Regions from separate parts of the Homo sapiens genome. Here region 1 is linked to region 2. A link is a loop called in an ENCODE intact Hi-C map of the cell type or tissue named here. Cell type or tissue: GM12878. All regions are shown on one strand. Each heading gives the region's core, and the rest is flanking DNA. Links, peaks and the distances in the headings are about the cores only. Region 1 has its middle 25 kb from the start of BMP2K-DT. Region 2 overlaps LINC01094 (long intergenic non-protein coding RNA 1094).

Region 1 (8,589 bases), core at 469-8,468, 87 kb before region 2:
CTTTTCACAGATATTCCTAGGGAATATGCAATTATAACATGGATCTTACAAGCAGGGAAAGATGAGATGCAAGGCAAAAACTGTAAAAGTCAATTTTAGAAAAGCTTCAAATCAGCACTGTTGATGAATACTTCAACAGGAGCTGAAATTTTGGCATTAAAGTAAGTGAATACTCAGTGGACTGGATGACTGAATTTCTCTACCTGAGTGAGCAAATTTTCCTGGCTTAAAAGTAAAATAAATCAATTGTTATTATATTGCTATTTAGTATTACTATTCACTGGTTCAAAAACATTGCAGGTGAGAAAATATCAAGCCATGAATTGCATCCAACCAAACAAAGCCCAAGGTAACATACTTCTCATCATAGGAATTATTTTCTTTTCAATGTAATGAACATCTCTAAAATGTCCACTATGGGCTAGGCACTGTGTTATGTACTTGAGGCCAAAAGAAAATTAAGATCGTTGTTTATTGATTTAAAATAGATCTCATTTTTATGGATTAATAAACAGTCCAACAGCGTTGGCCTTGATGTCTTCTACACAGTAGATCTAAAAAATATTTGATGAATGATAATGTCAAATAGGTCATTTCCATTTGAGGGCATGAGTGAAGTATGGGACAGGGGTTAAGTGAAGAGTCCCTTGGCCCCATACTTAGTGCTGGTCATCTCCAGCAATCCTAATTCCTCTGTGAAGTGGTCCTCAAACTACGGGATTCTACCCTTTCTAGTTTCACAAAAATAGGTGCTTAGCTTAATATATTATTGCTGGACAAATGAAGAAATGAGTCTAGCTTCCTGGCTAGAGGGTAATCCTGTAACCCACATCAAAATCTGCCTGATCTGTTTTAGGGTCTCCTGAAATGGCTGTAAACCCCCCGCCCCTGCCACACTGCAATGGGAGTTCTGTATTCAGGTTTGTGGCCCTCTATGGTGCACCACTTCTGTATAGAGCTTCAAGAATCCTCCACTGTAGTGGCATCTTACTCCTTCCAGAATGTAAGGCCTGAAGCAGAAATTAGAGGTTGAGAACTGCTAGAACTTCTCCAAATAAGGTAGCTGCTTGCCAAGATCCAGCGGTCGTTAAATGGCCAGTTCTGTATAGAATGAAAATGAAGGGAAAGCTTGAACCACACTCATCTCCTTTAGGCCTTGGGGGCTCAAATTTATGAGTGAAATGGGTTCTGTAAGTCAGCAGTAGGCTCAGGCATTGTCCTCTGAACTTTAATTTCCCTCTGGAGTGAGGGAATCTGATGATCTTGGATTCCTAAATAATGTGGAAGCATCTTGAAAGTTACCTCTCTGTCCCTTCATCCATTTTTAAGAATCAGATTCAGTCTGATGATGTTTCTCATGCAAATCCAAGCCATGGTGGGAAACTCCTCAATGGGGCACATGAGCTTCCACTGCGATAGGTGGTTTCTTGGTCTACAGGGTAGATGAGGGGCTCTCAGAGGTTCCCACAGCCACCTCAATACCTGCCTTTCAGAAGCATTAGATGGGCTTCCTTAGCTCTTTGCTTTAGAGATATGAAAGTTACCATGGATTTCCTGAAGCTTATGGCTGAGACCACAGAATACCATTCTGTCTCTGTCTCCTCTCAACCCCCCAAAAGTAATTTGACTGTTCACCCATTGTCCTCGTAGTCAATAGTAGATGCCAATTCAGGGTACATAAGGACTTGGAAATGCTGAGCATATCCTTTAGTCTTTATTCTAATTCTCAAATATATGTTCCGAGTAAGCACAAGAGAGCTACCTGCCAAGGTTGTTGTGGCTGATGAGAACTTCCCATCTCCCTGAAGGAAGCATAATTCTGGAGTTAGTTGGGTTCCCTGGTGGCAAAACGACTCAGTAATAGAAAATGTTTCCAAATGTTGAGAGTTTGGAAAACTGCCAAATAAATGATACTAGTTCTTAAATCTCAGTCATTATATGTATTATGTCTAAATTAGCATATTTGGACATTTTCATTTTATACCTGTATTTAATGATGAATACATGTAGTCAAAGTGTAGCCTTGTAATAGATTTTTCTTGGTTAAGCATTTTCCCAGGTCTTCAAATGTTTATTTCTAGAACAAGAAAGAATGTATGTTGCCCATGTTATGATGAGCAATATAAAATTAGGCATTCATTTATTATTTCAGTAATTGACTTTTTGTTGAATGCTTCCTATGTGCATATCACTGAGTTGAAATTAATTCTATTTTAAGGGTTTTTCCTGTTTTACTGTTCTTCATTTGTCATGGATGACTGAAGTGGCTGAAGTTTGTCTCATGCAGTTACTTAGCTGGTCTGATCAGGCTACATTTTCCTTTGCTTTTTTCTTCTCTACATTACCAATAATGGCTGTGTTATGCCTTTTGCTTTATGTAAATATTTCTGAGTGCTTGTCATATGCAACAATATAGAATTTTAAGTCAGATGCTACTTGTAAGTTTTCTCATTTATTGAAAAGAAGGAGAATGAACTTTAAAACTTTTTTTGCTCTTAACACTTTCAGGATTTTATGATGTTAGTTTCTAAATGCCAAGTATAAGGGACAACATTTTTGCCAGCAAAGTTCTAGAAAGTGTTTGTTAAAATTAAGTAGGTGAAATTTATCTTCTGTACTTTGGTTTTTCTAACATTTCTCTTTCTGTTTTTAGTATTGATCTTTTCCTCAAAGGCCCCAGTGTCCTTGTCCCAAATGAAAGGAGTGAGTAAGGAGGACAAGTCACAGTTTTGCCACTTAATAGCTATATCAATTTGGATAAGTTATTTATCCTCTAGGCCTGAGATTCCTCATCTATAAAACAGGCATGATCACAAAAAATTCCTCACAGTTACTGTGAAGGTGTAATAGAATATTGAATGCATGTATATCCATTAATGATTAACAAAAAATTGCTAGCTTTTTATTTTGTCAAACACAGACTTTTAAAAAAATTCAACCTTCATCTACTATCATAATCATCTTATAACAGAAGTGACAAGATACCATCCAAAAAGAAGGACATTATCTCAGAATTTATAATTTTATAATTTTAAATGTATAGTTTTAATTAGAAATTTTACTACATTTTCCCTGTTGCTCCTATTTCACCAAAAATTAATGAATACCTTTGTCTAATCTGCAAGCCTGTGTTTGAAAACCACTGTTATGAGCTTTCCAGTTTTCTTTTTTTCTTCAAAATTTACCTATCATGGTCTCATTCCCTCAAAGCTCTGTCCTTTTCTAACATTACAGCTATAGTGTTAACCATCACTGTCTGTAGTGAATATTAATGGCTTAACGTATTCATCTTTTCAAGAACATGTTTATATTCTAATATGGGGGCTTTATCCAAATAAGTGATAGTAGTGGTGGAAATTTCAGACTAGTTGGCAAGTCTAGGGGAAAACAAATATGATGCAGGTACCCTTTTCAGCATCCTGAATGTCTACCTGCTTTATACATGTATATGGCTGACTCTGTACCCTACCTTTCTTAGCTTTAGGATATTAAGGCCTGTCATAGATAGGCTAGGACTTTGAATGGTTTCCTCAGCAGCACCTGTGAAATACACTTAGTGTTAGGTAACATTAAGTGAAATCAGGGTACAAAGGTTTTTTTGTTTCGTTTTGTTCTGTTTTTTGAGACGGAGTCTCGCTCTGTCACCAGGCTAGAGGGCAGTGGCCCAATCTCCGCTCACTGCAACCTCTGCCTCCCAGGTTCAAGCGATTCTCCTGCCTCAGCCTCCCCAGTAGCTGGGACTACAGGTACATGCCACCACACCCAGCTAATTTTTTTATTTTTAGTAGAGACGGGGTTTCACCATGTTGGTCAGGATGGTCTCTATCCCTTGACCTCAAGATCCGCCCGCCTCGGCCTCCCAAAGTACTGGGATTACAGGCATGAGCCACCGCACCTGGCCCCAAAGGTTTTCTTGCTTAAGTTTATGCCACTTCTCCTGATTAAAGCCTACAGTATCAAGTAAAGACACATCCCCTCCTCAGTAGATCTTTGACCTGTCGTGACTCTAATGGAAAAAGAACATATTTTTAAGTAGGTTTTTTCTAAGGATTAACACAAAAGAGGCACATTATGCCCCAAAGGCTGGCCTACAGATTGCTGGTCACCCTACATAGTAAACAATGGGCTGCTCTGGGGACAATGACAGCAGTACTGACACAACAAGACTGGACTCCATTTCAGATCTACCAAGGGTAGGTGGACAAGATATAAGGAAGATACAGGTCTGCAGTCAGAAGACCTTGATTCAAACCTGAAGTTAACAGTTATCAGCTGTGGAAAGTAGTCAAGGTCTCTAAACTTCAGTTTCCTGAAAATGGGGTTAAGAATAGTACAAATATCATAATTAGTACAAGGATTAAACAAGTTAACTCATGTGAAACGTTTTAGTACAGTACCTGCTCATGGTAAGCACTCAATATTAGCTTTGTTATTATTATGTGCACTGTGACAGGATGTGCCCACTTTGCTGGTAGCTTCATTAACCACTTATATTAAGTGTGTTTGCTGTTTTAGTCAGAACATACTCTGAAATCACAAAATATGCAAACTCAGATCTAGATCTGGGCAAATGTGAGGCATATCTTGGAGTTCCCCTTTTAGTAGGTTCCACAGAAATATCCCAGCCTTTACTAAACTTTATTTTACTTCCTCAAATTATCTCTCACTTCTCTTTTGGGGCAATGCCTGTCCTGTCTCATTACAATTGTCTCTAAGGGAAAACTTTGTTGTTGTTGGCTTGTTCTCTTGTGTTTTTTGTTTGGGATATCGTGATTGATAGTACATTCTTAACCATGAGCAAATATTATTGGGTTGCCTAGTGAATAAAACATCTCAATTCACATTGTTTCTAAAAGAAAGATGTTCAATGAGTTTGTCTTGAGGTTGTCAGATTTCATAATTATAGTCAACTTTCAATTATCCACATAAATAAAAAGGGCGTCAGTACAGATAACAGAAAATTACAGGCTCTGAAATTGTGGTTAGCTATCCAGCAGAGTTGAGCCCAGCTTCTATATATAACCAACAGCAATGCCAAGTGGGTTAAAGGAATTTAGTCCCTCTGTAATCTCCTTCAAACTCTATTCTTTGATATGGATACTTGACATTTTCTCAATCTTATGTAAAGTGCTAAGAAATTATAGCTTTAAGTCCTTTCTTCCAGTGAGATTGTGGCTCCTGCATTTCTATAAAATACAGTTCCAGAGTTGGCTCTGTCATAGGTCTGGGACTGTCTCAGGCAATGTGTCAACCACAAGGCCAAACCATGATGCATATGATTAATTTCCGATTCACAAAACCCAGAGACTGATACCTGTACATATGGCTTACTTCATCTCCCTAGAGCCAGCTTTAATACCTAAATAGGTGGTGGTGGTGGGGGAAGGGTGGTGAGTGGCAACCCCGAGGCAACCTATTTCAACAGTAGAGCACTAAGATTGAGATTGTTAGATGTGTATTTTCATATAGTTTCCTCTAGCTTTCACTACTGATTTGATCCCTTGGGGTCATATAGCGCAAATGTTTTCTTCTTTGAATATTTGGAAAAAGCCGTTATATTCTATCTGGACTTGCCACTGAGAACTATACGACTTTGGCTAAATTCCTTCATCCTTCTGATTTTTTTTTTTTTAATTCTAGAAAAGGAGGACATTTGACTAGGTGATCTATATTAGATTCTTTAATTTTAATACTATATTATATAATTCTATGAAAGATCTCTTTTGATGATAGTCATAAAAATGGTTTATTAATGATACACAATACAATGTACTTCCTATACATAATATCAGATTCAGTGCTCATAATATTACTATGGGGAAATTATTATTTTCAATTATGAGTGAGGAAACAAAAAGTCAAAGAGATTAAGTAAACCCTGTCCTGAGTTTCCGATTCTAGCCCTCTGCTCCAAGATAGGTTCTACCTCCATGTAATATTTTCTTGAGAAACTGATTTTAAAATCCCTGGAATTGGTTGCCCAAATGTAAGATGTGTTTAAAAACAAAACCAAGTTGATCTTCAATTCAGCAGGTAATACAGCACACCTGGTGGTCATTGCCACAAGATGATGAGAAGCCTCAGGGAAAACCAGGCCTAGACTCATCTGAGCAGTATAAAGGTTGCAAAGTTTATCAGAAATTGGCGCCTGTTTCATAAGCATGTGAGCCTCTCATCAGGACCTTAAATAAACTAAAGACATTATTGTACAAAGATAATCATTCCTCCAGCATTCAGTCACTAGGGCCTGCTGAATGCTAGGCATTGATTAATCACTCTTACCCACAATTTCTGATTTATTTCTCATAAAAATTCTGTGGGGTAATAGTTCGTGCATGTATTATCCTCATTTTATCTAAGATGATCTTGAGATTAATAGAATAACTTACCCAGGCAGTAAGTGGCAGATCAGGATTATAACCAAGTCCTTTGGGCTCCCAGTTCCAGACTCTTTCTATTCTGCCAGTATTTCCCAAAGTGTGTTTTAGTCTACACTCATCCCACAAAATGTCTTTCCAAAAATGATGCCACAGTCAACAATGTTTGATTCTGCACATTGTGGGGTCCCTTAGAGATTCATAGAGTTTAGCACATTCAAGATTCCCAGAAAATTTCAGAAAGGAAACATGTTTAACATTTTTCTTTCTAAATTTTTCTGAACTTATTTGCAAAGGCATCTTTTAATCCAATTAACACATATTTAATATTCTGAGGAATGGTATCCTGCAGAACTCTTTGAGAAATCCTGCATCATGCCAGGCTACATTAAAAAGAAATTTTTATAAGAAAGGATTGTCACCATAAACTGTTATTTTGCTTCATGTTAAAAAAATAATTTTCCCATGAGTTAACTAGTGTATCTCATGAGATCATAAGCCAGATGTTCATAGAATTCAACAGACTTCCTGGCCCTGACCTGAGAAAATAAAATGTTGCCATAGAATTACATACATGAGAATACCAGATGGGAATACGAAGAAAGTATATAAACAAGTATTATCCATTCTCACGATACTCAGCCTACATTCTAAAGAAGTTTGTATATGCATGGAAGTTACAATTTATCCTCCCCCCAAATTCTTGCTATTTGACATGCCTTACATTTTTATTCTAATGTGAATGATTGCAAGAAAAGGTCTTTTGCAATATTATGGATAATTTTGTGATTGCTTGAAGCTATTAGCAATGCCTGGTATGCTTTAAAACTAAGGGTGGAAATCATCGAACAAGGCAAATTAAGTTGGGTTTGGTTATGAAGATTAATTGCTTAATTCAGCTGTCTAGTTCATTGCATACTTTTAAGATCTGCCTGCCAGTTCACCCTGGTTCTGTGACAGCCTTTACATTTTTTTTTTAAAAGTAACTTTTTAATTGGCAATTATGAGTCAACAAGAATCTTTGAAATGTCTTGATGAAGTTTAAAAAGTGAAATATCATGACTTTCAGATGACTACGCATAGAGTGGCAAAAGCTGGGGATTTATATTTTATTGAAAGTAAACAAAAAACAAAAGGGAGAAACACAAAGTAATTATTTGCTGTAAAATGCATGTAAATGCCTCCTGCTGTTCATCATTCATGTATGCTGTTCAAGTTACCTATATCTGTGTTACAAATTATGGCAAAATGTAGTGGACTAAAAAAAAACCCTTTTATTATATCTCACAGTTTTGTAAGTCAGGCATTTGGGCAGGGTTTAGCTGGATGATTCTTCTGCTCAACATGTTGATAACTGAGCTGGTCTAGATGGTTCAAGATGGATTCACCTACATGCCTGGTGCCTTGACAGGATGACTGGAAGGCTGGGCTCAGTGGGGCCCCTCTCCTACTCCATGTAGTTCTCTCTAGCAAGATAGTTGGACTTCTTACTGGGTAGCTCAAGGTTCCAAGAGAAATTGTTACACGACACAGGAAATAAAAATAGCTGGGCTCTTAAGGCCTGGGCCTAGAAATTAGCACAGGGTCACTTCCAGTGTATTCTGTAAGTCAGAGAATTTGAGAGGGAACAGCCCAACTCTCATGGCAGTATCAAAGAATTTGTGGCCATTATTAATCTGCCATATAGGCCAAAATTCTTTGGCAGAAAGGCTTGTGTAATGCAGGAAAAGAATGCAAAAGCTATTCTGAACTTTTAAACAGGTTTACCTTCTGATAACATACATTGTTTTATCCATAAAGCCAAAGCGATACTACAGAAATGTATACAATACACAATATGATACATCTGCAGGAAATTGCTCCATGTCCATATCTATGTTGGTGCTGACTTTCCATTTGAACATTTCTCTCATCACCTTATGCCTCTTGCGAGTACTTTCTAGCACTTACATCCCATCTTTGCTATTTTGCACATACTAGCCATGATAGCTAATGTTTTTTAAAAATCTCCAAAATAAGCAATAAGGTACAACAAATCTGCCAAAACTAATAACACAATGATCAAGATGAGAATGGCTGCTGCTATTCAATGTCTGTTGCTAGTTAGCAGAGTTGTGCCTTTGCACTGAGGTCAAGTTGGGCTTTATTTTTCCACAGCACGTAATCTTTGTTCTAAGATTTGTAAGTTTTAAAGAACTATAGCAGAGTTTTG
Region 2 (8,589 bases), core at 453-8,452:
TTTTGGTCACAGGTCTTTTTTTTATATATAAATTTGATCTTAAGTAGAAGAAATAGTGAACTTCTCTGCTTTTTAAAGTTATAAATATATATGAATAAGAAAATACTGACAGAAATGAAAACAACCTCACATCCTGTACTTCCTGACATCCTCTTTTAATTTTGTAAAGTTTCCTGTCATTATTTTCCAGTGTATTTATTTTTAAGGAAGTGTCTTTAGCAAGAAGAAAGAGACAAGCACTGCTTCCCTTCCCCATATCCCTCCCTCTCTCCCTCTCTCTCTCTCTCACACACACTCAGACACTCACATACATACACACACACGCCCCTCAGAGATTTAGCAATTTTGCAGTATTATTATTCTACGATTCAGCAACCATGACCCATTTCTAGGTGGACACATAGATTTGGGAAGCAGTGGAGTGAAGCTTCAGCACCAAAGGGAAAGCAAGAGGTACTAGGTCCTAGATCTCTACATTTATTCATGGTGAAGGTGTGATGAAATAAACATGTCGTAATATCATTAGTTATTGTTGTTAAGCTACCATTCATTGAGCTATTGCTAGGTATTATGTGCTAAATACTAAGTGTGCTGTCCTAAGTCCTAAGTACTTTACATGCACACACAGACACACACACACACACACACACACATACATTGCAGGTTTGTAATATGCCCACAATTTTTTAAATCAGCTTTGTTTCTTTTTCTTTTTCTTTTTTTAGAGACAAGGTCTCGCTCTGTTGCCCAGGCTGGAGTACAGTGGCACAATCATATCACTGCAGCCTCCACCTCCTGGGCTCAAGCAATCCTCCTGCCTTAGCCTCCTGAGTATCTGGGACTACAGACATGCACCACTGCACCTGGCTCCATGATTCTTAATATCAGAATTTCTTCTGTGGGTTAAGCCTGTGTTTTTGGTGGTCATGACCCATTAGTAAATTATGAAATTAATTTAATGAGTAGAGATAAATTCAATTCTATAACATCTTTGTGAGGTGCATTATATTAACCTCATCTGACAGATGAGGAACATCAGAGCTTGGAAGGTTAAGTAACTCACCCAAATTCACAGACCTTGTTAAATGTAAGATTGCATTTGGAGTCTTTCTGTCTCCAAAACCTTAACTACTAAAGCTATACTGTACCATTTAACATATCTCACAGTAATTCTGGGCATATCACACCACAACTATAACTACATATAGAAGAAAACCTACCTTCTAATATATCTTATAAAAGAGAAAATAGGGTTTGTAAATTAGCAACCAGCCTGTATTGTATTGAATATAGGCTTAAAAGTCTAATATGTATGTGCATATGTATGCATGTGTGTGTGTGTGTGTGCATGTGTGTGCGTATCAATTAGAGGGTGGGGAAAAACATTTATAGAACTCAGTACCATTAACAAAAACATTAAAATTCATTGGCATTCAAAATTCATGAAGGCCCTAGTCAATTTTTGGCTGTTATAGCAGAATACCAGAGATGGGTAATTTATTAAAAAAAGAAATTTATTCTGTTCATGGTTCTGAACGCCAGGAAGGCTGAGAGCATAGTACTGGCATCTGGCAGGAGTCATTCCATGGCAAAAGGATGGATGGCAGAAAGGGGCAGATGAAGCAGAAAGAAAAAGGGGGCCAGGCTCACCACAATTAACCCATTCCCATGATAACAACATTAGTCCATTCATGAGGACAAAGCCCTCATGACCTAATCACTTCTTAAAGGCCCCACCTCTTAATATTGTTACAATGGCAATTAAGTTTCCAACACATGAACTTTGGGAGACATGTTCTAACCATGGGGATGACTGACTTCTTAGGCAAGAGTTTCTTACTTTAAAAAAATGCATAATAATAATATTTTGTGTTTACACAATGCTTTCCAGTTTATACAGGGCTTTTCTAGATATCATGTGACTTTCAAACATGCTATGGACTTTATATGTGAGGCCTTCACATGGTACAGGCTGTAAAAGTGGTTCTAGCTGATAACAAGTAGTTATCAACAAGAAAGCTAACACATTTTTACCACAATCCATGTTATAAAAATGATTCTTATAGACAATCTGCCATTCCCAGCTCTTAAAGAAGTAGCATAGCTGCCAAATGAATAACCAAATAGATATATTTAATGGGCTCTAAAAAGTCAAACATAAAACCAATTAATGAATTGGCTCTGGGACTCAAATAGCTTTTGCAGGAAACATCTTTACTTTCAGAAATAATTATAATGGTGTTTCTTAAACACTTTTGCCATTTCAGAAAGATCCCCTGAAATTACTAGGAACACATCAGGTGTCAGCATTCATATATTCTCACTCACTCTTCATTTTTTTAGGGGAAACAATGTATCCAAATTGACACAGACAGAACTTCTTTTAGTTGGTGTTGGCTGTCATTTTATTCAGGTTTAAGTATGAGTCTAATTACCCTCAAAGGACTTTTTGACAAGTTTATCACACGACCACCAGAATTTCTGCTGTGGGTGAAGGAAGTGTTTTTGGTGGTCACAACAACTATCCATGACATCAATTTAGTGAGTACAGACAAACACTTTTTAAAAATGAAATAGAACAGAATATGTAATATCAGAATGTGTCACTGGTAGTAAAGGTAAGTGTGTTTCATAGAACTTTTCCTGCAGTGTTGTGTTAGTCCCTTCTTGCATTGCTACTCTAAACCCCGAAAATCTGAGACAGGTCTCAGTTAATTTAGAAAGTTTATTTTGCCAAGGTTGAAGATGAGCCTGCGGCACAGCCTCAGGGAGTCCTGATGACATGTGGCCAAGGTGGCTGGGGCACAGCTGAGTTTTATACATTTTAGGGAGACATGAAGCATCAATCAGTATATGTAAGAAGTACATTGGTTGGGTCTGGAAAGGCGCGACAACTTGAAGCAAAGGCAGGAAGCCTTGAAGCCGAAGCAGAGAGGGGGCTTCCAGGTCACAGATAGGCGAGAGACAAATGAATGGTTTCATTCTTTTGAGTTTCTGATTAGCCTTTCCAAAGGAGGCAATCAGATATACATCTATCTCAGTGAGCAGAGGGATGACTTTGAATAGAATGGGAGGCAGGTTTGCTCTAAGCAGTTCCCAGCTTGACTTTTCCATTTAGCTTAGTGATTTGGGGGCCCCAAGGTTTATTTTCCTTTCACATTATAAAGAAATACCTGAGACTGGATAATTCATAAAGAAAAGAGGTTCACAGCTCTGCAGGCTTTGCAGGAAGCAATGATGCTAGCATCAGCTTGACTTCTGGGAAGTCCTCAGGAAGCTTATGATCATGGCAGAAGGCAAAAGGAAAGCAGGAAAGCAGGCATGTCACATAGTCAGAGCAGAAGCAAGGAGAGGGGGAAGGTGCCACACACTTTCAAATGACCAGATGTCTAGAGAACTCACTATTGTGAAGACAGCACCAAGCCATGAGGGATCCAAACACCCTCCCACCAAGCCCCACCTCTAGCACTGGGGATTACAATTCAACATAAGAGTTGGGCAGGGACAAATATCCAGACTATATCAAGTGCCTATGTGTATATTCTGTGTATACTGAGTGAGGATACTTAATGTGGGTTATGGTTTTAAAAAGCTTTGGAAACCACCATGTTAAGGCATTATCACCAAAGGAATTTTAGTGAAAATATAGTTTTTGGGTGGATGTTTCAGAGCACACAAGACTTTTTGTTATATGGAGTGGGGCACAGTGGAGAGAATTGCTGAGGGGTGAGGGATGTTGATGTCGAAAGTACAAAGGAGGGCAAATGAGCAAAACTCCACCTAATCCAGTTATACCTAGTGGTGGTCCTAGTCTTTGGTCATGGCTATGGCTAATAAGATTTAAGATATACCTGTGGGTAGCACTGGCAGAAAGAAAGGCAAAAGGGAGAGGGACAGAGAGAAGAGGAAAAGAAAGCAAGAGGGAAAGGTCAGAGTGTTGACAGTGTGAGTTGGAACAAAGATTGGGATTTATGTGTGAAAAAGAGGAAAAGGAGAGATAAGAGCAAAACTAAGAGACGTGCAAGATGAGGATTGGCAGATAGAATAACTTTCAGCTTTCAGCTGCCAGTAACGTAAGCTCAACTACAATGGCTCAAACAATAAATAAATGTATTGATTGGTTCACTGGCTTGGTTATGTCACAAGGATCCACAGTGTTGTCCTCAGTTGCTCTCCCCTTGTGAATATATGATGGCTATAGGATGGCTAAAGCAGGGCTGTGGGTCTGGGATGACTGGAAGAGCAACTGGGATTATGTGCTTCCTTATCCCATTCAAGGAGCAAAAGGCTGGATTCCTGTGGATCTCTGAATGACAAGGGATAATTTTCCAGAATACCCAGCACTCTTCTGCATACATCTCATTGGCCAGACTTGAATCACATACCCATTTCTGAATCTATTACTGACAGATGGATGGCATTACTTAGACCATTCGGATGCCTTTCTGGAGCTGGCATCAATCTTTCCCAGGCACATGACTAGAAGAGAGGAAAGCAAAATTGAGGTTCATTAGGAACACAGGAGATGATTTTTTGCTGAGTAGGCAATCAACAAAGTTCACTGCACACAAGAATTTTTAAAAACTTTGGTAATATATCCTAGTGGCTATAGTAGATTTGATATGGAAAATTTCCATCACTAAAACAGTTTCATTTTTAGAGTCCTATTATGTCATGTTCCTTCTCATAGAAGAATACCTTTGAAGGTATTTAAATAAACTTAAAGAAATCAAGTACAGAGAGTTTCTATTTTCTGTATATTTTACCACCAAAAGAAATCTCAATTTCTACCCCAAAATAATATGCTGTATTCACTCCCTAGAGACAATGCACAATGATTGACCTCCGTTGGAACACACATCATAATACAGAAGCACTAGCCATTGTGTAGAGCTTTACTTCTCTGCCTGATTCCCTCCCCCACTCAGAAGTTATACTTCAGCATTATCCTCCTATGTCCTAGCCAACTTTCTGCATCATGACACAAAGACACTGATGGTTAGGATCATTCTAGCCCGAAGATAGCAAGGGCAAAGCCAGCCAGGCTTAGATGAAACTCACACTGTTTGCTGAATGGCCACGGTGTTTTGAGGTTTCTCTTTATGAAAGGCTAGCATAAAGTCAACAGCCCACAGTTGCTCAAATCTGTGCTTTAGTTTCATTGCCACCACCAAACACTTCTCCACCCAGGAGAATTACAGCTAAGTGTTGTTTTAACTACATCCCCAGGGGAGTATTGAGTAAGACAAAAAGCATGCTAGGTCAACAACAGATCTTTTCTGTAAAAAGGAACATTTCAGGAAAATTAAACAAAGTGTAGAAAAGCCTTAGCTTGCAATCTGTTGTTGCAAAGTTCAAACAATGGCTTTCCTCCCTACTTAGGCAAACACCAAGCAGGAAGCTCTGAACAGAAAAAAAAAAAAAAAAAGACCGTCCAGAGCCATAGAAGAGAATAGCTCATGATGACAGTCATTGTTACTTCATTCCTATTTAGACACAATTAAGGCCATTAGTTCTTTAATTCCGATTCATCTGATTATTTTCAGAAGTTCTAGAGTGAGGACCTTACAATCCTAGAAATCCTACCTGATGAACTCTTAAAAATTGAAGCATAGCTTTTCAGTTATTTCAAAGCTCAGCTAAATCCCCAAATAGTTTGACTCGCCTTCCCTTGTTCCCTGGCAACAATGTGCAGGTAAATTGCTCTACCTGGGATCTCTACTGATGGTAGGGCCTATGGGAAAACAAGATTCATAGCTTGCTCACTGGTGTTTGCAAATATCTTCTGGAGTTTGAAAACTATACTTTTCCTATGTGGACCTTGTGATTTTCTGTTTGGAAAATTTTGTTATTGTCCTCCTCCTTTTCTTTTCCTCTGCTGCATAATTTCAACATTCAGTTTTCCGTTAATCGATGTCATAGTGCCATCCCACAACAATGTCGGCTGAGCTCACTGCTGGCTGCCTTCATAGTGACCAGCTGAAAATATTATAGGACTTTTCCCCATGAGCCCACACTGAACAAAAGCACCTTGCCACTTTTTTCTGTTTTAATATTTGTCTACCCCAAGAGGAGCTGGGCAGAATTCAAAAAATATTTGTCATCTGGGAACAGAAATAAACAAACAGGTCATATGAGAGGTCTTATTTTTTCAGATGCTCTACTGATTATCTCACTTTGTTGACTGATTAATGCCATTCCCCTTGAATAAGTCATTTATATTATCTCAGTTTCTATTCTTATGCTTCCTAAAGTTGACATTGCTAGGATGAGTAAATTCTTATAATAGGTGGGGATTTAGTGAGCACTGATATATTTGACTAAAAAATTTCTTTTATAAAGTGTTTTAAAAATAATTTAAAATTTCAAAAGCTCCTTAGGACATTACCTAGCATTTTAAGGAAAGCCTAGGACACTGATTTTCATTCCCTTCGGAGTTCTTCCAGCTTTAAAATTCTATGAATTTATGAATAGAATAGTTCCCCCTTATCCTTGAAGGATACGTTCCAAGACTTAGTAGATGCCTGAAACTGTGCATAGTACTGAACCCTAGACTGTCTATACTATGTTTTTTCAATCTGATAATCTAGATGGTTGCATCTACAGTGCAGATAACTGGACCAAAAGATGATTCACCTTTGGAAGGGACTGAGCGGAATGCTGTGAGATTTCATCACACTACTCAGAATGGTGCACAATTTAAAACTTATGAGTTGTTAATTTCCAAAATTTTCCCTTAAACATCTTCAGATCGTGGTTGACTGCAGGTAGCTGAAATTATGGAAAGCAAAACCACGGATAAGGGGGGAACTACTGTATATACTTCCTAAGTCTCAGTATGAGATTCTGAATTTGTTTTACAAAGGTTAAATAAATCAGTTAAATATTGACTAGGTAATGCAAATCTATGCAAAAAGCAAAATAATAGTATAATTCTGTGATTATGTAATAATACCTTACACACAATAGGTACTAAAAAACTATTTCTTGATTCTTACCAACTTTCACATTTTCGCATACCAGTTTTCTAACTGTGGAAACTCTATGCAGTAGGATTTTCAAATAGGTGAGTCATTTTATAGCAATATATTTTATAGCTTATACAACTGTAATATGTTTGGAAGGAAATTTATTCCTTTAGTAGGACGAGATCTGTCATTCCTATCATCCTTCACAGGGTCTTCTTGTTTCACTTTATGTGTGTATGGCATTATAAAGGCTTACTGGAGTGCTATTTTTTTCTTCCATTACACAGAAGTCAGATATTAGAAGTGCAAAATCCATAATATTCCTTCCCAGGAATATCCCAAACCAGACAAATAAACAGAAAACCAAAACGCTTTTGCCTTGTTTGACCTTAAGTAATGCTAGTGGGGTTCAACATCTTCTCTAAGGTTCAGGCCCTTGTCTAGTTGGATACAGACCAGGTAATGTCCTCTTTGCTCCAATAAGAGAAAAAGGCATGCTTATTCCTCCTGGTTTTACCACCATTCTCTGTATCTTTCTTAACAATCCCTGCCAATTTGCCCTGTCAATCACCTTCTAAAGCTTGCTGCCTGGTTCACATTTGTGACTCCTGACTTCCAGTAACCTACTGAGTCTACCAGGTACATTCAGACTGGTCTCCCCCTGGACACCCATCATCATCATCACAGTAATAATACCTCCCACCTATTACTATGTGCCAGGTAGGCAGCATGCATAATGTGCACTATCTCAATTAAACCTTACAACAACCCTATGAGGCTAATACTGTTATTCATTGCTTCAGGTTACTAAGAAAGCACATAGCAAATAAGTGGTAGAGGCAGGACTTGAACCCAGGAAGTCTCCCAAATACTATTCTCCATCTCCTCTCAACTCTTGCTCAAATGGAGAACTGAATAGGAGCCACTTGGGTAACAGCCAAGCTCCCTAACCATATGGCATTGTTCCCATCTGTGGAAGGGCATAGGTCCAGCTGCATAGAATGATGTTGCCTTCTGACAGTCTTCTCTTAACTATCTTAGTGGCAAGAGGCTTTATTCATTTTCTTTGTACTCAAAATTAGCTTTTACTTTTTATCCACACACAACGCCACAGATAGCCCAGATTGAATTCATTATGGGCTATCATGTCCCCTGTCATTTGTTTATAAGAAGAGCTCTGGCCTGGCCTTAGCAACTTTTAGGTGAAGCCATCTTAAAAAAAGTCAAGAGCCACAGAAATAGAGTTCCAAAAATGACAAACATTGCAAGCATTCATTTTATACCCACACAATCTTTATTTTCCAATTTCTGTTAGTTGAAAACAAGAACAGTAAGAGAGCTCAGAAGAGAGTGGATCTTTAGAAATACTTCCAACTATCTATAGCCAAAAGCCAAACATACTCCTACATCCTTATTTCATGCAAACTAGATAATATAAAAAAGACTTGGAAAATGCTTTATAGCTGTGTGTAAGCTAAAAAAGCTACATAATCACACACAAATGAATGGGAGATATGAGTAGCAAATACAGGGCCTATGTTCTTTACCATAGAAATCGAAAGGATAAAAGACTAAAGTGTGGATTCAATTAAGAACTTAGTGGTGCCTTTTAAGAGGTGGC

The links. A loop is a pair of places that touch in the nucleus more often than their neighbours do. Peaks named below come from ENCODE experiments on the same cell type or tissue, not always from the same donor. Only the 100,000 strongest peaks of a DNase experiment are listed, where the experiment ranks them.
Region 1: it touches region 2 in a loop (5-fold over the local background); 3 of 110 quality-filtered maps call a loop at or near these places.

What each region holds. Positions count from the first base shown.
Region 1 is chr4:78,746,190-78,754,778 of GRCh38, reverse strand. No RefSeq gene overlaps it. Among named protein-coding and RNA genes, the nearest start is that of BMP2K-DT, 25 kb to the left of the region's middle. RefSeq lists enhancers at 4,159-4,208, 4,509-4,688. In GM12878, for the core only: no CTCF peak of the experiment used is centred there; DNase peaks (open chromatin) are centred at 1,473, 4,488 and 5,298; H3K27ac peaks cover 2,148 bases.
Region 2 is chr4:78,658,808-78,667,396 of GRCh38, reverse strand. It overlaps LINC01094 (long intergenic non-protein coding RNA 1094), which reads right to left. Exons shown (of 3, transcript NR_038308.1): 2 at 4,425-4,479. Among named protein-coding and RNA genes, the nearest start is that of LINC01094, 17 kb to the right of the region's middle. In GM12878, for the core only: no CTCF peak of the experiment used is centred there; a DNase peak (open chromatin) is centred at 5,116; H3K27me3 peaks cover 132 bases.